Regions from separate parts of the Homo sapiens genome. Here region 2 is linked to region 1. Evidence: read pairs that join two places in POLR2A ChIA-PET (ENCODE). Cell type or tissue: PC-9. All regions are shown on one strand. Each heading gives the region's core, and the rest is flanking DNA. Links, peaks and the distances in the headings are about the cores only.

Evidence for each region. Peaks named below come from ENCODE experiments on the same cell type or tissue, not always from the same donor. Only the 100,000 strongest peaks of a DNase experiment are listed, where the experiment ranks them.
Region 2: POLR2A ChIA-PET joins it to region 1 with 7 read pairs; 6 of 35 experiments call an interaction of 5 or more read pairs at or near these places.

What each region holds. Positions count from the first base shown.
Region 1 is chr1:202,280,389-202,288,388 of GRCh38, reverse strand. LGR6 (leucine rich repeat containing G protein-coupled receptor 6) reads right to left here. Exons shown (of 18, transcript NM_001017403.2): 6 at 7,537-7,608. Among named protein-coding and RNA genes, the nearest start is that of UBE2T, 58 kb to the left of the region's middle. In PC-9, for the core only: no CTCF peak of the experiment used is centred there; a DNase peak (open chromatin) is centred at 4,818; H3K27ac peaks cover 358 bases.
Region 2 is chr1:202,142,878-202,158,439 of GRCh38, reverse strand. PTPN7 (protein tyrosine phosphatase non-receptor type 7) reads left to right here. Exons shown (of 10, transcript NM_002832.4): 3 at 139-322; 4 at 617-701; 5 at 2,831-2,907; 6 at 4,117-4,254; 7 at 4,605-4,715; 8 at 5,741-5,898; 9 at 8,016-8,129; 10 at 9,741-11,424. The coding sequence ends at 9,834. It overlaps ARL8A (ARF like GTPase 8A), which reads left to right and starts at 13,703. Exons shown (of 7, transcript NM_138795.4): 1 at 13,703-13,990. The coding sequence starts at 13,868. RefSeq lists silencers at 3,307-3,356, 13,503-14,212, 14,713-14,762. In PC-9, for the core only: CTCF peaks have their summits at 3,178 and 3,384; a DNase peak (open chromatin) is centred at 3,519.

The sequences.
Region 1 (8,000 bases), core at 1-8,000:
AAACTCATGGAGCGGTAAGGGGCAGGCAATTAAGTGAGTAAATACATTATTAGGATATCAGATTGCGGTGCATGCTATGGAAAAAAATTAAGTAGAAAATGGAGAGTGCTGGGAATGGAGGTTGCAAAGTGGTGACCAGGGAGGATACTTAAAAGGTGACATTTGAGCAAAGTCCTGGAGGAGGTGAGGAAGTAAACCATGTGGATAATGGTGGAAAGAACATTCCAGACAAAAGGAAAAGGCTTGATGCAGGAACAAAAGTAGTATATTCAAGGAGGCCATCGTGCCTGGACTAGATTGAGGAGGGGGTGACACCAGAGAGGCGGCAAGGGGCCACAGCATCTGAGGCCTTGTAGACCAGTACAGAATGTTGGCTTTTTTTTTTCTGGAGTATGATGAGGAATCACTGGAGGGTTTGGAACAGAAAAGTAACATGACCTGATTTGTATATTAAAATAGTCATTCTGGTTGTTGTGTTGAAAACAGATTGTAGGATGACAAGAATGAAAGCAGAGTGACCAGATAGAAGGCCACTGCAATAACCCAGGTGAGAGAAGGATGGCGGCTTGGAGCATCGTGGTAGCAGTGGAAGGGGTGAGACGTGGTCAGATTCTTAATATAGTTGGAAGATGGGGCCAATGGAGTTTGCTGACAGCTTGGATGTGGGATGTGAGAGAAAGAGAGTTGTTTTGGATGACTCCAAGGTTTGGGCCTGAGTAACTGCAGGAGTAAAGCTGCCATCACTGAGCTGGGGAAGACTTCTGGTGGGATGGGTTCAGGGAAAGACTCCGGGGTTTAGTCTGGAAGTCTGGATATTTGTTAGATATCCAGTGAGCATGTTAAGAAGGCCTTTGAATATTTAAGTCTGGAGTTCAGGAGATAGGTCTGGGCTGGAGTAATCAGCAAACATACAAGACCAGATGAGAACATGGAGGGAGAGAAGCGTAAACAGAACTTGAGCCTTGGGAGAACTTGAGCCTTGGGACATGCCAAGGTTAAGGGGTTAGGGTGATGAGGTCAGAAATGCTGGTAACAGTGCATTCATGTTAAGTTTAAAAGAACTCAGGACTTCTGATCTAGAACCCTTTAGTCTCTGTGATAGCAGGGACTACACTTTGTTGTTCATAAATGTTTTACCAGTGCCTATAATGGTGGCCTGGCATATACTAAAAACTTAATAAATATTTATGGAATGAGTGAATATAAAGAAACAGAAGAAAAGAGAGTGGTAATCTTTAATTCTTACCAGCTCCTCCTTCCTACAGATATGGGAGGGCCAGACCTGAACTTTGTTTCCTCTCCATTACATCTACTACGGAACCTGTGGGCCAAGCTTCCCACCCCCCTTAACCTCTCTTCCTCTCCATTCCAGACCAGCTGGCTGGGGTGCCTGGAGCAGTCGGCAGAGGGGGTAGAGTTCACAGTGGAAGTTTTGTCCCCATTGCCAGCAGGGGAGGGAGAGGCAGCAATGACAGGAGCAGTGACCTTGGCTACCCCCCACACCAGGGCAATGGGAAAAGGAATGTTGTGCTGGGAAGAACTATTAATAACTCGTCACGGTCACAGAACGCAACACAAACTCATTGGGCAGCTCAATTTTCTGCCTGTTTAAAGTGATTAGTGGTTCTGCGGGGGAAGCCAGAAAAAAAAATTTTTATATGGAGCAATAAATTCCTCTATAAGCCACAAAACCCTACAAATTTGCAGCTAATAAACCCACAAATGTAAGATGATTAAGAACTGGCAAGGAAAGAGAGTTCCTTGATTCTTAGCCTCAAGAGGCAGTGTGGTCTGATGGGCTGACGCTGGGCCAAAGGCAGAGAAACCCAAATTAAAATCCTGGCTCTTAATTAGCTGGGTGTCCTTGGGCAAGTCATCCACCTTCTGTCTCAGTTTCCCCATCTGTAACATGAGGATACACAATTCCTGCCTTGTCTTTCTCAACAAGTGATTGGGGGATAAATAAGATATGAGACAAGACAGCCTTTCAGAAAAAAAATATTTCTAATTCTCTTAACTGCAGGGAATTATTTGCCCAGTGACTAGTGGGATGATCAGCACTTACCTTGAGATATGAAGGCAAATTTGCGAGATTCATCTGGACCCCTGCCCCAACCTATCAGCCTATCCCCAGAGGGCTCTGTCATGGAGCCCGCCAGGATAGCTGTAGAGTGGGTTGAATTATATGTAGCCCCCAAAAGATATGTCCAAACCTGGTACCTGTGAATGTGAGCTTATTTGGAAAGAGGGCCTCTGCAGAAGGAATTAAAAATCTCAAGATGAGATCATCCTTGGTTAACAGGGTGGGCCCCAAATCCAATGGCAAATGTTCTTACAAGAAGAGGAGACACACAGAGGAGAGACACAGAAGAAAACAAAAAAGGCAACGTGAAGATAGAGTAAGAGATTGGAGTGATGGGTCTACAAGTCAAGGATTGCCACCAGACACCAGAAGTGAGGTGAGAGGCATGGAATAGATTCCGCCTCAAACCCTCCAGAAGGCACCATCCCTGCTAACACCTTGATTTTGGACTTCTGACCTCTAGAACTGTGAGAGAATAAGTTGCTGTTTTTTTAAGCCACTAAATTTGTGATAATTTGTTATGGCAGCCACAGGAAATTAACACAGTAGTCATGCCTTGACTGCCTGGAAATTCCCATCCATCCTACAGAGGAGATGAGACACAGCATGGACCACTGTGAAATGACACTTCTGGGTAACATCCTCCCGGCCACCTTAGGACACATTCCATCCAACATTAAATGGGAGGACAGGAAAGGAAGCCGACATAAATCAAGCACCTATAATGTTCCAGGCATCACGTGAAGTCATCTCATTTAATGCGATCCTTGCCAACAATCTTCTCAATTGAAAACTATTATCCCCATTTTCTATCTGTGGAAATCGAGGCTCTTGAGAAGTCAGGTGACTTGCACCTGTCACATGCTGGTGGCAAAGCCAGGATTTGAATCTAAGTCTGCTAAGTCAAGATGAATCCTCATTCTACCCTGGGAAGAACCCTGAGCCCTGGGAGGACCTCGATGGAAGTCCACCTGGTTTCCTGTCCCTGGCCAAAGGCTGACATCAGGGCCAGGAGTAAGGGGTGGCCAGATACTCTCAGAACCAAGTCAGAGCCAGTTTCCTGTTGGCATTAATGGTTTCAAAGACACACACAGAGAGGAACATTTTCTAGCTACAGTTGCTGTTGAAGTAAAAATGTTCTGTGGAAACAGATCACCAGAGCATCCATCACCAGAGGAGATTTGATGTGGAAGGTACAATTTTGTATTATAAGGCAGAATTCAATACATTTCTTCTTTGCCCTCTTCCTGTCCCAGGCCCCTGTTGAATGCTGGTCCTGATTTAGAGAGAGAGCTGGGGCCAGAAGATTTCTGTTCTCACTATGGCCCCAGGCTCTCCTCCAAAGGGAAGTGTCCAGCCAGCACAGGGCTCCAGTTGGGCCTGATTTGTTTAGTGAGGTTATAACAAGGCCCAAGGAGCATCACCCAGGCCCAAGAGAGGTGAGACACTATTGTCCCCGGGGTCCATCCTGGGCCCTGTCCCCTCCTGGGTTCTAGCTGAGATTCAGCCATCAAGTTCCCAGATCTAGAGCATGAGGGTGGGCCCTTTAGGATGCAATTGTGTTTGCTCGACCTTTTTTTTTCTTGCGAAGATTTTCAAAGATCATTAGCTGTCAGGCTAGACTAGCTCGTCATGGCCTCCAGGCACACATTTCCAAACACTGACCTAGGGTTTCAGGTCCTGAGACCTCCTGGGAAAACCTTCCTAGAAATGTTCTTCACCATGCTCTCTTATCTCTCAGCCTAGATACCTGGGAAGTCCTATGATTGATCTGACCTTGACGGAGCTAGTGCTAAGTGAAGCAACGTATTACAAAGCAAGAGGTATGGTTTCTAGTGGTTTACCGTCACTTGCAAATTACAGTGACATGGGCAACTCACCCCCAAATACCTACATTTGGTCTGATCTGGTTAAGTGGAAATACTACTTCACAGTCTGGGGACTAGACCACCTCTGATTCTCAATTTCCCAGCAAGTTCGGGTCATCCTCATTGTGGAAGTAGAAAGGAGTTGTGGATGCAGGATGGAGCATGACCTGTCTGCTTCTGGCTGAGGTTTCTTGGCAAAGTCTGGAATGATGATGACTACATCAGGAGAAATGTCCTGGGAGCTTCCTTCCTACGAGGTCAGACTTTCCCAGAGGGCAACAAGGTTTCTGTAGGAAGGGGGTGGGGCGGGTGGAGTTGGCACGATTTGTTCTGCTAAACAAGAGAGGTCTTAACAGTGCCCATCCCCTGAACCCTGCCCAAATGACTTGGATTTGCTGGCTCTTTTGGAGTAAAAGAGAGCATGGTGTATGTCTCTCACACTTTCTCCCCATCTCTGAGGTAGCCCATTGTGCAGATGAAGGAAGTGAGGCTCACAGAGGTGAAGTTACTTCCTCTGGCTGACCCAGCTTGCAGGGGCAAAGCCAGGGTTGGAAGCCAAACAGCCTGGTCTCCAGAGCTGAGGGCATAACAGAGGGTGTGTTGCTGCAGGTGCATTTGTGATGGGCATTTCTGTGCTGTGCTGGGTTGTGGGGTGGGGCTGCCTACGTGGAGTGAGGGTCATGTAGGGCTTGAAACATGTGGCACGTGTGCTGCACGTGCACATGATTGGCTGTGCAGTTCCAGATGCCTGTGTGACCACGTGTGTGCATGCCCGCACCTGGCCCCTCCTCCCCAGGTGGTATGGCTGGGGGCCGCTTTCCCCACTTAGAGGAGTCTGCAGAGGAGCCAAACCACAGCTCCAGCCAAACCGCAGCTTGGGCCGCAGGGGTTTGATCTTCCCTCTGCTGCCGGAGATGAGAGAAGTCTAAGTGGCAGAGATTTATGGGGCCTGAGGGAGAAATACCCTTCCAGTGAGAAGCTCACATGAAAAGCTCCAGAGACTGCAAAGCGTGCCAATTATGCAACAATTAAAAGGTTTGACTATCATTTCTTTCTCCTTTTATTCTCCCATCTACTCCTCCCCCTGCCACATCTGGCTGCCCCTGCAGGCTCCCCAGCAAATGCTCTGGGGAACAGAGGATAAAGAACACACTTTTCCCCTTTTTAATTGGAGATCAAAAGTTGGAAGAAGAACTCACCCCTCAAGGGCAGGAAGAAGGGGGTATTGTTGAGATGGAGGCCCTCAGAGGAGGAGATGGGAAAGGAGAAAGGAGTGTAGGGCAGGCTCCTATACAGCTTGTCAGGGTTTGTAAGAATTTTACACACATCATCTCACTTAATCCACAGGCCAACCCTGTAAGATTAGTTAACTATTACTGGCATTATGTTTCAGATTAGAAAACGGAGACTCACAGAGGCAAATGATTTTACCAAGGTCACACAGCTGGTAGAAGTGGCACTGTACCCCAGGCTGTCTGATGCCAAGGGCTTTGCCACCAGGCTCCTAGCCTTGGCTTTCCCATTGGTAAAGTGGGTGCAGGCCCTGGGCTTTGTGTGATGGAATCAAGTGCTCCTGTAGATGAAAGGTACAGTGGGCGCTTAGCGGCAGGATTGCTCTGTAATTCAGCCAGCATCAGCTGAGCCAAATGCCCTGCGCGGCAATCCAGTGGCTAATTGAGAAAGAATTAGGCAGTGTGCCCCAAAAGTGAAGAAACAGCTGCTAGTTGGTTTTTTAGAGGCGCCAACACATAGTCAGTGTATGTACCCCCTCCCCACCTGATTTCCCAGCAAAGCTAACAGCGCCCACACTCCAGGGTTCATGGCATTGGACTCCCTCCTGCCCTGCTCATCCATGGCAACTCCAAACACTGCCCTAAAAGCTCTTATATCTCCTGAGGGAAGGTGGCTGTGGGCACACAGGCTTTTGCAGGGTAATGAGCACCATCTCTTACATCTAGGATTCCCCCAAACAGCTGGCACATAGCAGGCTCACACAGTTCACATTTGACCCAGACAAAAGAGGACAGCAGGCTCTCCCCCAGGGACTTTCATGTATGTTTTCTCATTAATGCACCCTAGATCTGCTCTGTCTCTAACTGAGGGAGTAACTCTGGGCAGGCCATGACACCTCCCCGGACATCAATTTTCTCAGATGTTGATTGAGTGGGCTAGACTGTCCAGAGTTAACTGCCCAGCTGTCTATGACAGCTAGAGAGGGAGGAACATGTAGCCCAAGTCACGCACAGTGGCAGGAAGAGGTTCCAATTTTCCTGCCTCCAGGCTGGGGCATGTCCCCCACACCTCAGTCCTCAGTCTTCCGGAGGGTGAGCATGCCGGCAAAGCTGGGCTGGCTCTGCCATTTCTCCCGCTTCAGGCTAAGCCCAAGAAAGCAGCCACACTTCTGGGTCTTGTGCCCACAGGAAAAAAGAGTGGAGCTTGGGTCTCAGCCTCCCTATTACTTTTCCCTGCACCACCACAAATGCCATTAGCCCAGGCCTCCTGGGATAAGTTTTCCCAAATGGTTTTCCCCAGTACATTGCTTCCCAGATCACAGCTTGACTCAGCATTTTCTCCTCTGCTGCTTCGGATTCTTGAAAACCCCTCACCTCAGGATTGATGTCCTGGGGTATATGTGGGAGGGGGTGGAGAATAAGGGGGGTTGGTTATGGAGGGCAAGGTGGAGCAAGTGGGGGGTAAGAGAAACTGTGAGCATCCCCCTGACACCATGAGCTCTACCCCAACCTCAGTGGCTCATACTTGGTGACCTGGGGGTCCTTCTCTCCCCATCGACCCTCTCCGAGGCCTGTACCAGGTGGCCATGGCAGCCAGCTCCCTCATGGATGCTGAGGGACCCCAGCTGGCAGAAACGGCCACACTTGGAGAGCCCAGCCAGTTGTTTGCTCAAGTGGGGCCCACTCAGCCCACTGTGTGGGGACTGGCAGGACTCCACAGGAAATGATGGGAGGGTTTGGGTGTATTCTGACCTTAACTGAATTCCAGGATGATGATGTGTGAATAATATGGCTTTTTGAGAGTCAACAGCTTGGGTGCTTCTTATAGTAAGGCTAGAGTGCTCAATGGGCCATCTCCCCATTAATCATTTAGCTAGTTCGATCAATTGGCAAACAGTCCCAGCATTACTCTGCAGTATTACTCTTCCTTCTGTCAGCAGCCACCCTTACACAGATGTCAAAACTGCCATCAAGTCAGCCCCAGCCCCACCCCCATGCCTTCTATTCCCCGGGCTTCATATTTTAATTCCTTGAGCTTCTTGCAGTTCCCATTTCTGTCCAGAATTTTCATTATTTTGGTGGTCTCTGCCCACAGGGAGATCCCAGGTTCCTACTCCCTGGGCCATTCTGAACTCCCAGAGGGCACATTCTGACCACCTGAAGGAGGAAGAAATTCATTCTCAGTGATATTCCAGAGAAAGTGCCAGGGAGGGGCATGTGGGTAAACAAGCCCGGGGCCAGACCCCAGCATCCCAGGACTGCTGGCTCTTCCCTCTGTGTGCTCCCTCCACTCCAAGACTCCAGGCTTTCATCACCAGGCAGGACAGAGTTTGACCAAGACCTCAAAACTCACAGTGTCTCCAGATTGTGCAGCCCCTCGAAGCTGTGGGTCCCCAGATGCTGGATGCGGTTGTTATGCAAATGCCTGCACGGGAAGGAAAGACGCATCAGAATGGGTGCCCACGGCACTGGGGCCAGGGGATGGAAGAGCACATGGTGGCATGGGGAAAGTGTAGGCAGAAGCATGGACAGAATGACCCTAATGGTCCATCCGTTTGTTTCCAGGAACAAACTGACTGGCCAAGACTGACTTCTGAAGCCACAATCTCCAAGGCTGGATTGACCACAGGCTACCCCATATTGATTTCCTATTAAAGGAAAAAGGGAGAGGAGAGCCTCAGGCCAAGGCTAAAGCAAGTTCCCCCTAAGCTCTAGAAGACAGGTCTGATGTCAGAGGGGCTCAAGTCTGAGGCTTCTTCTATGGCTGGGCTCCCCAGGACCCAGTCTGCCTGACTCAGTGGCCAGACGTACTTATGG
Region 2 (15,562 bases), core at 3,004-11,003, 130 kb after region 1:
GCTGTGAGCCATAATAGTGCCATCACACTCCAGACCTGGGCAACAGAGAGAGACCCTATCTCTAAAAGAAAAGATAAAAAGAAAAGAAAAGCAAATATGATTGGGTGCTCACTAGGCAGTGGTGGGCTATGCCTGCAGGCGGGGCTCCAATGTGGCTCTGATGCTGGACGTTCGGTCCCTGGGGGCCGTAGAACCCATCTGCTCTGTGAACACACCCCGGGAGGTCACCCTACACTTTCTGCGCACTGCTGGACACCCCCTTACCCGCTGGGCCCTTCAGCGCCAGCCACCCAGCCCCAAGCAACTGGAAGAAGAATTCTTGGTAAGAAATTGGGGTCCCCTCTGAATCGCTCTGCCCTCTGTATCAGAGGCAGCCAGCTGGAACCATTCTCTCACGGGCACCCTGGGCAAGTCTCCCCTTTGGGCCCCTTAGGAAAGAGAACTTCAGGGCTGAGGGAGGGGCTGCCCCCAGGCTTCCCCTTCTGCCCCCACCCCATCTAGGCCTACATACTATTGTCAAGAAGGAATGGCCAGAGTCCAGCTGTTCTAGAAAAAGGTAGAAGGAGAGAAAAGGAGGCTAGGAGTCAGCTGCTCACCCATTTCCTCCCCCTGCCAGAAGATCCCTTCAAACTTTGTCAGCCCCGAAGACCTGGACATCCCTGGCCACGCCTCCAAGGACCGATACAAGACCATCTTGCCAAGTAAGAACTGCTGCTGGGATGAAGGGAGTCGGGTACAGTCCCTGGGGCTAGAGAACTTCAGAGGACAAAGTACACAGTTTCAGCCAGGGAAGATCAACCTTGCTTGGCACATCTTCTCTCAGCAGAGAAAGGGGGAAGAAGGAGCAAGAATCACAACAGCAGCAATAATAATGTTTGCAGATATGTACCCTGGGCCAGGCCCTGTTCTCAATCCTTTTTTTTTTTTTTAAGACGGAGTTTTCACTCTCGTCACCCAGGCTGGAGTGCAATGGCGCAATCTGGGCTCACTGCAACCTCCGCCTCCCGGGTTCAAGCGATTCTCCTGCCTCAGCCTCCCGAGTAGCTGGGATTACAGGCATGCGCCTCCATGCGTGGCTAATTTTGTATTTTTAGCAGAGGTGGGGTTTCTCCATGTTGGTCAGGCTGGTCTCGAACTCCCGACCTCAGGTGATCCGCCCACCTCGGCCTCCCAAAGTGCTGGGATTACAGGCGTAAGCCACCGCGTCCAGCCTCAATCCTTTATATTCACTCATTTCTCACAACAATCCCATGAAGTTGGTACTGTGATGACCATTTTACAAGTGAGGAAACTAAGGCACAGAGAAGTTGAATATCTTACCTAAGATATTCAACTTAGCTACTTGCACCAAGCCCCTTTCCCTGTCTTCCTCTTGCATGGGAAATGCCCAGCCAAGGCTTGCAGTGAAGGAAGCACCACCAGGAGGGCTCCCAGAGAGATGGCTTTGAGAAAGTCAGATGGAGACAGGGCAACGGCCAGCAAGAGAGCAGTGGAGGCGGGGAGGGAGGACACTGTGCTAGGAGGGGGTGACCCTGCAAACTGGCAGACCCGGAGCAAGCACCTTCTATTTTTCGGAGGCAGGCATGAGGCCCCGGAGCCTCTCCCTCCCTCCCCTGCTCTCCCTACAGGGAAGCTACTCCCAGCTTGAGGCTTTAGCTCAGTGAGCACTCGGGCCCTGTCTCCTGCTAACCCTCCTGGAGTGTCCTCTGCCTGCATGGGCGGATCAAGGTGCTATTAGCGCTATTCCAGGCCAGGGGGAGGAGTAGCCCTTGTTCTTGGCCTAATTCTAATCAGCCCTGCAGCCACCAGAAAAGGGAAAAATTCCTTTGCCTGAGATTCCCCTGGTCCCCAGGGTACCTTCTGTCCATGACCAGGCTGGCATGAGCAGAGCGAGAGTCTCTTCTCCTTTCCTCACAAGCCAGCTTCTTCATCCATGTTTGGGTTTCATTTAGAGAAATCCTTCCCCCTTAGAGGCAGAGGCCAAATGCCTCGTGGCTGAGCGGAATCTGAGTCCTAGTCCCACTTCACAGCTATGTGATATCTGGCAAGTTGCTCATGTGAATCCCATATTCACCATTAGAAAACAAATTCTTCTTCCTCTACATCTCTTTTTCCATCCCTAGTGGCATAATCTTGTTCTAAACCTGTACTGATCTCAAGGATAGAATACTGTATCTATTAGAATATTATATCTAATATTGTATCTTCCCATTTGGTCTCTGCTGTTCCGTTCCCTTTCTTCTCTAGTCCATCCTATACAGCACCACTCAGTTAATCTTCCCAAACTATTGTTTTGATCATGTCACTCTCCTGCTCAAAAACATTATACAGCTTCCTACTGTCTGCGTATAAAATACTTCAATAGGGGCCAGACATGGTGGCTCACACATGTAATCTCAGCACTTTGGGAGGTTGAGGTGGGAGAATTGCTTGAAGTCAGAAATTCAAGACCAGCTTGGGCAACAAAGTGAAACCCAATCTCTACAAAAAACGTAAATAAATAAATAAATAAGCAAGCCAGGTGTGGTGGCATTTGCCTATAGTCCCAGCTATGTCAAAGGCTGAGACAAAAGTATCACTTGAGCCCAAGAGTTAGAGGTTACAGTGAGCTATGATCGCACCACTGCACTCCAGCCTAGGCAACAGAATGAGACCCTGTCTCTAAAAACAACAACAAAAACAACAACTTCAGTGGGTGTAAGGCCACCTGCTATACACAAGGTGCTATGACTGTGATGAGCACAGGAACTCTCCTCTTTCTGACCCTGCTTGAGTCTGTGTTAGTTGGTCACCTTCTGACCTCTGACCTCTGCTGATTTTTATTTCCTAGATCCCCAGAGCCGTGTCTGTCTAGGCCGGGCACAGAGCCAGGAGGACGGAGATTACATCAATGCCAACTACATCCGAGTGAGTGGCCTGGCTGCAGTGGTGGGCGGGGAATGGGGGAATTCTCAGACGTCTGAGAATATCTTCCAGCCATGGCTGGTGGATCAGGTGCCTGCATTTCCTACCCTCCCTGCTCCAGCTCACTGCTGTCATAGCCCTACCAAGCTGGGCTGGTACTGAACATGCCCCAAAACACCAACCTAAAAAACGGAGCAGATGTTGAAAAATATCTGGAGAGACCACCAAGTCTCCCTAACCTCCACTATCAGTCCTCCCATGCCACCCTCTAAACTTAGCAGGAAGTTAGCATTGTTGAACCCAATCTCCAGCTGCTTAAGAGCTCACAGCTCCCGAGAACTGCATAGGTGATGCCAGCACTAATGGGACCTCCCCGCCAACTTACCTTAACTGCCCCTCAGATAGCCCCTCTTATATGAAGATGGTTGATTGACGTCAAGCTATAGGAAGCTCCAGGCCAGGTGGGTGTTCCACGCCAGCTTCTCGCTGCTGTGGGCCCTAAGGAGATGTAAAAGCAGCGCTCTCTAGTGACTCAATGTGGGTAAGACATCAGTCAGGGGCGCAGGGAGGCGAAAAGCTCTTAGCTAGGGAAGCCATGGGGAAACATGATCTTACATTTGCCGGCCAATACCGGATCAACTGCAGTCTGGATTTCACCATCTTGAGAAGCAGGAAGCTGAGGATCCTGAAGGTGAGAAAATCAGGTTAGGGAGAGTGTGCTACATTTTGCTACTACTTTCATAGAAAAGTAGTAACCTGTAAATGTGAAACTGTCACTGAACAAATATTAAACACTGTTTAGGTATTTTGTGCTAGAAGAAAGCAGCAGGGGAGGAAGGGAATAAACATTTATAGAGCACTTGCTATCGGCTAGACTCTCAATATATCTTACTGAATTTAATCCACTCTACATTCCTACAAGATAGATATTATTATGCCCAATTTACAGATGATACCACTGAGGCTTACGGAGGCTAGGTAACTGGCTTATAGTGGTACAGCCAGGAAACAGCAGAACAGGGATCTGATCCTCATTCCAGAACCCGTATCCTTTCCATCATGTGGCTTCTGAGTGTGCGTGTTCGTGCATGTGTACGTCTACACGTGTGGTTCACAGCTTCAGGCTGACCCCAGCACCTGAGGCATCTAGGATCTCCCCAGAGCTCTGCTCTCACTGCTCCCCACCCCTTCCCCTGTGCTTCCACCTTCCAGGGCTATGACGGGAAGGAGAAGGTCTACATTGCCACCCAGGGCCCCATGCCCAACACTGTGTCGGACTTCTGGGAGATGGTGTGGCAAGAGGAAGTGTCCCTCATTGTCATGCTCACTCAGCTCCGAGAGGGCAAGGAGGTAGGAGGCAGAGCCACAGTTCATGATGAACCCAGAAAGTGCTATGCCCACCCCACCCCCACCCCACACACAGGGCAGCTCAGAACCAGAGGTTTCCCTGGGAGCCAGCCCCAGCTCATACCTCTCAGAAAGTTCCCTGAGATATAGCCCTGGGAGGCTGTCTATGGCCAAAATACGGGATAGGGTGAGCACTCTGCTTGCAGGTATCAAGCTCAGAAGAGCCAGGCTCCCTGTTGCTGACCTCCCATCCAGTAGGGGTGGAGGATGGGGAGGAGATACCAGCCCCTCTCTGCTGCCCTGTCACCTGCTCCAGCTGACCCTCTTCTGACTCCCAGCTCCCTCCCTCCTAGAAATGTGTCCACTACTGGCCCACAGAAGAGGAAACCTATGGACCCTTCCAGATCCGCATCCAGGACATGAAAGAGTGCCCAGAATACACTGTGCGGCAGCTCACCATCCAGGTACCACCCCCCCGGAGCCAGGCCCAGTGGGAAGTTGGGCCGCCCACAGCATCTCTGGGACTCAGGCTGGCTCTTCACTAGGAGCCAAGGGTTTGCTCTTCTAAACCATCTTAAACCCACATCTATAGCAGAAAGAGAAACTTGAGCACTGTCCTCAGCCTCTAGTCTAATAGGGCAGAGCCAATAAGCCAAATAGGACTACCGGGAAGTACTCACCCATCTGTGTAAATGGTCAGGCGGGGACAGGCAGGATCCAGGAGCAGGGCCAAGGGAAGGAGAGGAGGTTAAAGGAGATGTGGAAGGCCAGGTGTGGCGGCTCATGCCTGTAATCCCAACACTTTGGGAGGCTGAGGGGGGCGGATCACTTGAGGTCAGGAGTTCCAGACCAGCCTGGCCAACATGGTGAAACCTTGTCTGTACTAAAAATTACAGCTGTTTGGAAGGCTAAGACAGGAGAATCACTTGAACCCAGGAGGCAGAGGTTGCAGTGAGCCAAGATTGTGCTACTGCACTCCAGCCTGGGTGACGGAGTGAGACTGTCTGTCTCAAAAAAAAACAAACAAAATAAAACAAAAAAAGAGAAAGAGATGTGGAATAACATGTACACAAGGGCTTTTAAAATGCCTTCTATTATTTTATGGTGTTTTATATTTTTGAAAGCATTCCTCTATCAACTCATTCTCCTCCAAATATCCTGGCAAGTAAACCAGTAAGATATCACTGTTCCCATTTTCCAGGTGAAGAAAATGAGATCAAGGGACTTGCCCAAAGTCATGTGCTTATGGGAAGCAGAGCCAGGGCTTGAATTTGGGTCTCTCCCCTCTCCCAGGACAATGCTCCTTCCCGGGATTTTGAAGGGGGAAGTGGTGGAGAACAATGAGCACGAAAATTGCAACCTAGCTTGCTTTGAGTAGATGACCCCCCCACAGGGTAATTCCAGCCCTTGCCCTCCTCAGGCACCAGAGAAGAAGGTAGACAGTGCCCTCCACCCTGACCTTGGTTCTCATGCCTTGTCTCCAATCCAGTACCAGGAAGAGCGCCGGTCAGTAAAGCACATCCTCTTTTCGGCCTGGCCAGACCATCAGACACCAGAATCAGCTGGGCCCCTGCTGCGCCTAGTGGCAGAGGTGGAGGAGAGCCCGGAGACAGCCGCCCACCCCGGGCCTATCGTAGTCCACTGCAGGTGCGTGGCCCTCCCTTCACTGCAGCCTGTGGACTGTGCTCCCCTCCCCTGCCCCCTGGGTCTCTCCTGGGGAAGGGTCTGAGCAGAAAAGCATCAGGCAAGCCTAGTCCTTACTCAGACATGACTCGCAAGGCCATTCAGCAAGGGCTCTGTTCTTTTTACCTCCTTCACGCAGAACCCAGACATCTGGGCTGGACACCCAGGCCCCATCCATAGAGGGGATGGAATATCAGGAAGATCCCAGTCAGCTGCAGGAGGACATAAACAGGATTCCAGCTGTTGGGGAACTCATTTACTTATTCAACAAATATGTATTGAAAATCCTATTATTGGCCGGGCACGGTGGTTCACACCTATAATCCCAGCACTTTGGGACGCCAGGGCTGGCAGATCACCTGAGGTCAGGAGTTTGAGACCAGCCTGGCCAACATGGTGAAAACCTGTCTCTACTAAAAAATACAAAAATTAGCCAGGCGTGGTAGCACACACTTGTAATCCCAGCTACTTGGGAGGCTGAGGCAGGAGAATTGCTCAAACTCTGGAGGCAGTGAGCCGAGATCACACCACTGCACTCCAGCCTGGGTGACAGAGCGAGACTCCATCTCAAAAAAGGAAAACCTATTTTTGTCAGGCACGGTGTTAGCTGCTAAGGAGACAGCTATGAACCAAGCAGTTTGGTTTCTTCCCAGACAGTTTTATAGGCTGGTGGGAAAGAAGGCAGATTAGGCTGGGTGCAGTGGCTCATGCTTATAATCTCAGCACTTTGGGAGGCTGAGGCGGGAGGATCACCTGAGGTCGGGAGTTCAAGACCAGCCTGACCAACATGGAGAAACCCTGTCTCTACTAAAAATACAAAATTAGCCACACATGGTGGCGCATGCCTGTAATCCCAGTTACTCGGGAGGCTGAGGCAGGAGAATTGCTTGAACCCAGGAGGTGGAGGTTGTGGTGAGCTGAGATCGCACCATGGCATTCCAGGTTGGGCAACAAGAGCAAAACTCTGTCTCAAAAAAAAATTAAATACCACGCAATGTGATGAGAGCTGTGATGGGGATATTATGGGGACCATAGAACCAAGTCTCCTAAACCAGACTTTGACCAGAGAAAGTTTTCCAAGAGAAAGGCCATCTAAGCCAAGCTAAGACCTGAAAGGTGAATTAGCCAAGTGAAGAGAGGGAAGGGAACACGTTCCAGGCAAGTGGAAGAGCACATGCTAAGGCCCAGAGAAGAAATGTGAAAATGGATACACTGCTGGGAGCAGGGTTACAGGTTAGGCCCAGAGGTTGTGTGTGGGGTAATGATGAGAGATGGGTTTGGAAGGCCAGTGAAGGTCAGATGATGAGGGGACTTGGAGGACTGGCTAAGACACTTGGATTTGCCATTTTAAAAGAACACTTTGGCTATAGAGTGAAAAATGGATTGGGCCAGAGTGAGGGGGTGTCGTAGGGGACAAGACTAAAGAAAGGGACCATTTGGGAGTGCATATCCTAAATAAAACAGAGCACAGAGGCAAAAGGCATGACACAGGGGCCTCCCAGCCCACCCACAGGTAGCACTGGGACATGTGCAGGGAGGTCATTAGGGGCTCACGCAAGAGGAAGGGGAGGCCTAGGGGGTTTTGAAATAAAGAGAGGGCACGATAGAGAAAGCAGAACAGAGTGGAGAGAAGACTGTGGGAGGGCGCCAAGGTGGGAAACAGAGGGGCCGGGCGTGGGCTGCGTGGAAGATGAGTCTGAGCTGAGAGGAAGTCAAGGTTAGATAAGGAGGGCTCGAGGGTCAGCACACCCACAAGTGGGAAACTGTCTGTTGGAAACCACTGTAGACTCAGCAGAAGGGAGATCGTCAAAATGTCCACAGGGACCAAAAGGTGGCCTGCAACAGGCTTACAGTAAGGCTGGTAAGAAATGTAAACTCCTCCCATGCCAATTAAAACCTGCCTCCAGCAGGGCCCCCAAGGGGACTGGAAAGCAGAGTACTGCTACCTGCCTCCATCTCCAGAGCCCTATCCCCAAAATATAGCACCTGCAGGTCCCATTTCTTTCTCCATAGTTTGGGGCCTGGCTCTCATATTCCCTGGTCTCCCATGACCTCCCTGTCCCCTCCCTGGCTATCTCCAGTGCAGGGATTGGCCGGACGGGCTGCTTCATCGCCACGCGAATTGGCTGTCAACAGCTGAAAGCCCGAGGAGAAGTGGACATTCTGGGTATTGTGTGCCAACTGCGGCTAGACAGGTGGGTCTGTGGGTGTAAACAAGGCCAACAACGTTAACGGATGGCATCAGTGCCTCTGGGCCCCAGAGTTCTGCTAGGCCCATCACCATCAAGCACTCCTGCAAGAAAGGAAGAAACCCTTTCTGCTTAGAGCTGTTTATTTTACAACTAACAACCAGGAAAAAATATCTATCTGGATGGCCGGGTGCGGTGGCTCACACCTGTAATCCCAGCACTTTGGGAGGCTGAGGCGGGTGGATCACCTGAGCCCAGGAGTTCGAGACCAGCCTGGCCAACATGGTGTAAACCCTGTCTCTACTAAAAATACAAAAATTAGCCAGGCCTGGTGCGGGCCCCTGTGATCCCAGCTACTCAGGAGGCTGAGGCAGGACAATTGCTTGAACCCAGGAGGTGGAGATTGCAGTGAGCCGAGATTGTGCCATCGCACTGCAGCCTGGGTGACAGAGCAAGACTCTGACTCAAAAAAAAAAAAAAAAAAAAACAAAAAAAAGAATATCTGTCTGGAATGTTGGCTTGGATGCCTGGAATTAAACATGATATGAGGCAGCAACAAGTAGTGCAAAGAAGATCACTGGGTGGAGGCAGAGCCGGTGTTCAGATTCTGACATCTGTCTCACTGAGATGTCACTAGATTTCTCTGAGCCCCCATTTCTTTTTTTTTCTTTCTTCTTTTTTTAATAATAGAGATGGGGGTCTCACTATGTTGCCCAGACTAGTCTCGAACTCCTGGGCTCAACAATGCCCACTTGGCTTTGCAAAGTGCTGGGATTACAGGCTTAAGCCACTGTGCCCAGCCCCCACTTCTTCTTTATCTAGACAGAGATAATGGCTCCTTCCCCCAGAAAACTGTTGTAAGAAATGAGTTAACTTATATGAAAATGTTTTGGAAATGGAAACTACTATACAAATGTATGGAATCATTATTTTTACTTTTTAAGATTATTAGAAAGAAGGAAACTTGAGGCTCAGGAGTATTCCTGGCCCGACCCAAGGCTTCAGAGATCTGGTTTTGTCCCAGGAGCTGAGTGGATCAAGGAAGACCAAGTGTCAACATGGGGCATCACCCCTCAGCACGTGTAAGGGGCAGAGGACTTCTCTCACAGCAGATCTGAGGGGCAGCAATGAGGAGTAGAAAGTAGAAAAGATGAATATAGGTGGTGGGGCATGGTGGCTCATGTCTGCAATCCAAGCAGTTTGGGAGGCCAAGATGGGCCAATCACTTGAGGTCAGGAGTTCAAGACCACCCTGGCAACATGGTGAAACCCTGTTTCTACTAAAAATACAAAAATTAGCTGGGCAAGGTGGCAGGCACTTGTAGTCCTAGCTACTCAGGAGATTGAGGCAGGAGAATCACTTGAACCTGGGAGGCAGAGGTTGCAGTGAGCTGAGATCATACCACTGCTCTCCAGCCTGGCTATCAGAGTGAGACTCTGTCTCACAAAAAAAAAAAAAAAAAAAAAAAAGTGAAAAGATGAATATAGGCAAAGGAGTTGGCATGTTCTTTGAGAAAGTCAGGACTTTCCCAGTAGGACCACAGGGATGTTTGACTGGAGCCATTCAGCCAGCACCCTGACCCTCCTTCACTCATGGTCTGTGTGTTTCTCCTTGCAGAGGGGGGATGATCCAGACGGCAGAGCAGTACCAGTTCCTGCACCACACTTTGGCCCTGTATGCAGGCCAGCTGCCTGAGGAACCCAGCCCCTGACCCCTGCCACCCTCCGGTGGCCCAGGTGCCTACCTCCCTCAAGCCTGGGAAGGTGGGTCTGGGGAAAGTGGGCCGAGTGATCTGGGGGTACCCCTTGGGTTGGTGTGGGGAAGGAGTGCCTCCTTAGTGGTGCTTGCAGTCACAGGAAGCAGCAGCAGTAAGGACAAGGGGCCGGATTCCAGGTCTTCAACACTGGCCACTCCTCTGCTTCCTCTGTTGGCCCCAGATGGACAGTAAGGGGAACCTCCAATGTCTCTCTGAACTTAAAGACAGGAGCTGGCATTTATGACAGACAAAGAAAGAAGCCCAGGTGTCCTGGTGTTCTCTGAGACACTCTTTGTGAGCTTCAGTTTCCTGTTCTATAACATGAACATAAGTGCTTAGCTGCCATGAGGGAAAAGTAATGAGAGAAGTTTCTAGAAGCCACTCCAGCCACTCCTTCCTGGGGCTGACAAAAGGGTGATTCCAAGATCATCCTTCACCCGAGGTCCTGCCCAAGCACAGGCCAGATGCAAGAATGGGGAAAAGTCTGGTCCTGATCTCCAAGTCTCAACATCCTATCAGTGACTCTGCTCCCTGACCACACATCGGAAGGGCTGGATGACCCCAATCAAAAGAAAGAACAAGGACTCTGGTTACCCTTGCCTCCACCCATGTGTCATAAGAGTAGGCTACAGAGGTGACCAGGCCTGGCAGTTGAAATCTCTGGAAGAGGGAACATGTGGGGACTACTCAGAGGCAAAGAGGAGCTGCTCCTGCCTCCATGGTTGCTGGCCACTCCCACCAACTACTCTTAGGGAGGCTAAGCAGTCTCTGTTTTGCTTCCATGGCTCAAATAATACCCTGGGTATGCAGGACCCACTATACCTTGCATTTGCTGAGTACACCTAGAGAGCTTGGCTGTTTCCAAAAACAATCAGGGTCATAACCATCCATGCAGACATGGAGGCTCGGCTGAACCAGGACTCCTCACTGTCTACCTGAGAGAATGAGCACCCCTCATCCATCTCAGCATCAACACAATTTCCAGGGGACCTCAGGTCTACCTCAGGACTGAACGCCACACCTCAGGATTCCTCCTCCTTGAATCTGAGACTGGCTGCCCATTCTGAGATGGGGATGAAGGTAAGATGCCGCATCACCAGGCACGCCGCCCCTGACAGCTGCCTTGATACCAGCTCTCTGTGGAAACCCCCGAGGAGTTGGATCTGGAGAACAGCTGGGCCTCCTCACTCAGGACTTCTCTCCTGAAGAACACGCAGTGCTAAAACTGAGGATGATTTCCCTAATGCTTCTGCTTGGCCTTATGGAGGAGCTGCTCCTTCCTTACAGCCTTGGGGATGGACTTGCCCACACCTCCACCTCCCCTGAGCCCTGTGAGAGGCACGACTGTCTATGCCAATGAGGCTCGGTGGGGGGCTCTCAAGTGCCTGATCCTGCCCTGGGCTCAGAGCCAGCCCAGAGGGAAGCAACTGCACAGCCCCACAGGCCCTCCCTGGCACTGTCCCCCCAACCCCATCTCAGAGCTCAGAGGGTACAAGCTCCAGAACAGTAACCAAGTGGGAAAATAAAGACTTCTTGGATGACTGACTCATTCCTTCTTTCCATCTTCTTCTTGGCCCTCTGGGGCCTCTTTGTAGCAAGAGAGAAAGACTGCAGACCAGGGACAGGCAGGCTGCAAATCTTTGCCCTTGGGATATGCACTTTTCTAGCACTTCCAAGGACATAAAGTAAGGTGAAACCAAAGTCAATTTAGGAAGTGAGACAGGGTGGACCCTCATAGCCTACCCAGGCAGCTGTAACAATTCACACTACCGTAAACCATGTGGCTTCTAAACAACAGAAATGTATTGCTGGCCTGGCGTGGTGGCTCATGCCTGTAATCCCAGCACTTTGGGAGGCCGAGGCAGGCGGATCACGAGGTCAGGAGATCCAGCTAACACAGTGAAACGCTGTCTCTACTAAAAATACAAAAAATTAGCCGGACGTGGTAGCACACACCTGTAGTCAGCTATTCGGGAGGCTGAGGCAGAAGAATTGTTTGAACCCTGGAGGTGGAGGGTGCAGTGAGCTATCATGCCACTGCACTCCAGCCTGGATGACAGAGCAAGACTCCATCTCAAAAAAAAAAGAAAAAAGAAAAAAAGAAATGTGTTGCTCACAGTTCTGGAAGCTGGGAAGTCTAGGATCAAGACCCTTGCAGACTCAGTGTCTGGCTATTAGGCAGAGCCTTCTTTCTGTCCTTGCATGGTGAAAAGGTTGTGGGCTGGTATTCTTCCCCCTAATCCCACCGGCCCCCTTTATAAGGCTCTACCCTCATGACTTAATCACCTCCTAATACCATCACTTTAGGGATTAGGACTTCAACCTATGAATTTGGGGGGACACAAACATTCAGTCCATAGCCTTTATCTTAGGAGCTAGAGGAGGACTTATAAAGGGCAGAGGTTAGAAAGATGGTGCTTAATAAACCAGAATATTGGCCAGGCTCATGCCTGTAATCCCAGCACTTTGGGAGGCTGAGGCAGGCAGATGGCTTGAGCTCAGGGCTTCGAGACCAGCCTGGACAACATGGCAAAACCCCGTCTCTACCAAATATACAAAAATTAGGCTGGCATGGTGGCGCATGCCTGTAGTCCCAGCTACTCGGGAGGCTGAGGTAGAAGAATCACCTGAGCCCGAGGAGGTGGAGGCTGCAGTGAGTCGAGATCCCACCGCTGCACTCCAGCCTGGGCCACACAGTGAGACCCCATCAAAAAAAAAAAAAAAAACAATATTATGCTAGCCGAAACCTTGTGATTCTTCTACTTTGGTAACTGTTTGACTATTTGGGGTCATCTAACTCCAGTTGATTGGACAGATATGGTTGATATTGATAGTTTACCCACTTTTGACTAAAACAATAGACTACATATGACTACATTTGAAAACCAAACCCCAACGGGCAGCCAGCATAGGCTGGGGACTGCCCGAAGCCTGAGCCTACCCGGGACTGCCAGCTGAGGTTGTCAGCCTGCCTGAGCAGGTCCTATGGGTGGGTCTTGCAAGGAGAGGGGCAGGAGTAAGGCATCTTTGCAGGCACTCCAGACCCACTTCAAGAGGAGAACTATCACTTCTCCTCCTGAAGAATACTCTGCTTTTCACCAAAACAGGGCAACATTTTCCTTTGTCACAGACGTTCCTCACTGAAAACCCCCTGCCAGGACTGTATCTGTTTGGGTATCTTGGGGATGCTGGTAAAAATCCGGAGCAAGTTCAAGCGTCCGTTTCACTTGGGGCCAGAGGCTTCCTAACAAGTGGTCGGGGTAAATTGTGGTGAACAAAACAAGATGGAGTATTAAAAGACCCGAATACGGTTGTCCCTCTGCACTGGGTGCATTTTGAGAGGATGGGACTGTACCCAGGAATGCTCAGAGGCAAGGGTTCAGGGACAAAAAAGCCTCCATCTGCCTCCCTGTCGTAGAGATCTCATCTCCGTGTCCTGGGAAGTGGGTGACCCACTCTCCTTCAACCTGAAAAGGCTCCTGCTTAACCGGAACCTCACCCACCTCGAGCCCACCACCCTTTAAGAAAGGGGGTGCCAGTCAGGGCGCGGCAGTCGGGGACAGGGTCTAAAATAAATTAGACCCCATTTCCCAAGCGCCTCTCGACGCCAGCTGCCGGTCAACCCCCGCCGCTGAAGCCTGCGGATTCCCTGCTCACCCCACCTGCGGATTCCCTGCTCACCCCACCTGCGGGTGCGGCCCCTGGCCCCCCGGCTCCAGCGAGGGAGGAGCGCGCGCTCGGGTGCGAGCAGGACACGGCCCGGCCGCGAGGGAGGGCGGCGGCGGCGGCGGAGGAGGAGGGCGCGGAAGCCACACCCATCGGCGAGCCGATTCCGGGGCAGCGAGTCGTCGGCAGCCGCGCTCGAGCCTCCGCCCGCACCGAGCCGCGGGACCCGGGCCGTACCGGGGAGGGGCCGCTCCGGGCCGCAGCGCGAGGGCAGCGAGGGGCGGCGGGGACCTGGCACCGGGCGGGGCCGGCGGCAGCGACCATGATCGCTTTGTTCAACAAGCTGCTGGACTGGTTCAAGGCCCTATTCTGGAAGGAGGAGATGGAGCTCACGCTGGTCGGGCTTCAGTACTCGGGCAAGACCACCTTCGTCAACGTGATCGCGGTACGAGGGCGTCGGGCGCGGGGTCCCCGGGCGCGGGCCGCGGGTCGGGCCTGTCCCCGCCCGCGCCGCGCCCTGCTGAGCCGGGGTCGCCGCCTGGCATAGCCGGGCACGGCCGGGCGCCGGGCGGGGGAGGAGCCGGCCCCGAGCGCTTGGGGCCTAGTACGGCCCGTGCCGTGGGGGACCGGGGCGGCGCGCGACCCGCTCTCTCACCCGGGCCGGTACTGCACGGCTGGGGGCAGGGGAAGGGGGACGAACAGACAGGGCCGGTGCCACGGGGCAGGCGGCACCGAGGGGCTCTCGAAGCAGGAGGGACCCGCTGCCGGCTGAGACGGGCCCCCTCTGGCCCCCGCGCAAGGGGGCATGACGGGGCGAAAGTGCACGGGCCTTCCTGTCCCGCGGGTAGAGGGTCACGGGACGGGGCGGCCGAGAGGCTTGAGGAGGGGGTTTGGGCAAGCCCAGCCCCACCCAGAGGGCTTAACCCCTCCTTGCCGGAAGAGGAAGCCCCGGCCCTATTGAGGGGGAGGGGAGGTATCCCCCGGGGTAGAGGAGTCAGCTGAGGCCCTTGGCTCAAGCCCAGACTCCTCCCCAACTTCTCCCCGACCCGCAGTGTCTAGCCGGGGGTCCAGGGAGGATCGCATGGTAACGGGAGTTTGGAGACTCCGTCTGGCTCAGAAGTTTGCAGGAGCAGGTGCTCCCGACAAGAGAGGATGAGGTGTAGGGGCACGGCCCACTGGGGCCTTGGGAGAGTGGCTCTAAGGGCTTTGGGTCGTCAACACTGAAGTGGGTGATTGTAAGTCTTTCAGCGCCAGGGGAGTGGTGGGGAAGGAGTTAAAATCTCTCTCAAAAAAGGGGAAGATGAGCTCCATGGGTGTGAGCTGAGGCTGCCGTAATGGCTGCGGCCTGCCTGTCAGAGCCAGGCTAGACAGGGCTTGTGGGTCGAGGAAGCATGGGACAGGGGCTGGGGTTGTCCAGGGACCTGGCCCCAGTCCCAAAGCTGAGGTTTCCCACAACTGTGAGTTGGCCAGATAGTAACCAAAGATACTGATGAGATAGGTCAGCAGAGGAATGTATCCAGCCGGCCTAGGTACCTCTACCTGTCCGTGTTGTTGCCCCACCTTGCAGAAGATGGGCCTCCTCGACAGTTCTCAGCGTCCTAGAAGGCAGGGGACGTCACTTCATTGGACCTGAGGCATGAAGGCAGATGGAAAGCTCGAGGGGCGGGCATCCTGTGGTTACACAATTGAACACTGGCTTCCTTTCCCAAACATGCTCTGCAAATGACCTCTGCCCTTTCTCGACCCAGTGTCTCCTGTCTCCTGACCTGACAGGGCAGGATCTTCAGGCCAATGCTGCGGTTTTGGCACAGTAATTTTCGGAGCTAACACCCCTGGGCTCTGTCTGCCTAGGCTCTGCCCTTGGGGTCAGAGACCCTCTGGTTAAACTTGGCATTGACTTAGGCTCTTGGATTCCCAGAGCAGGCACATAACACCTGGACTCTGACCTGACTCTGCAGGCCTAGGTGGCTTGGGTTCTAGGCGTTTAGGTCTGAGAAATGCAGCTGGGCCTAGGTAT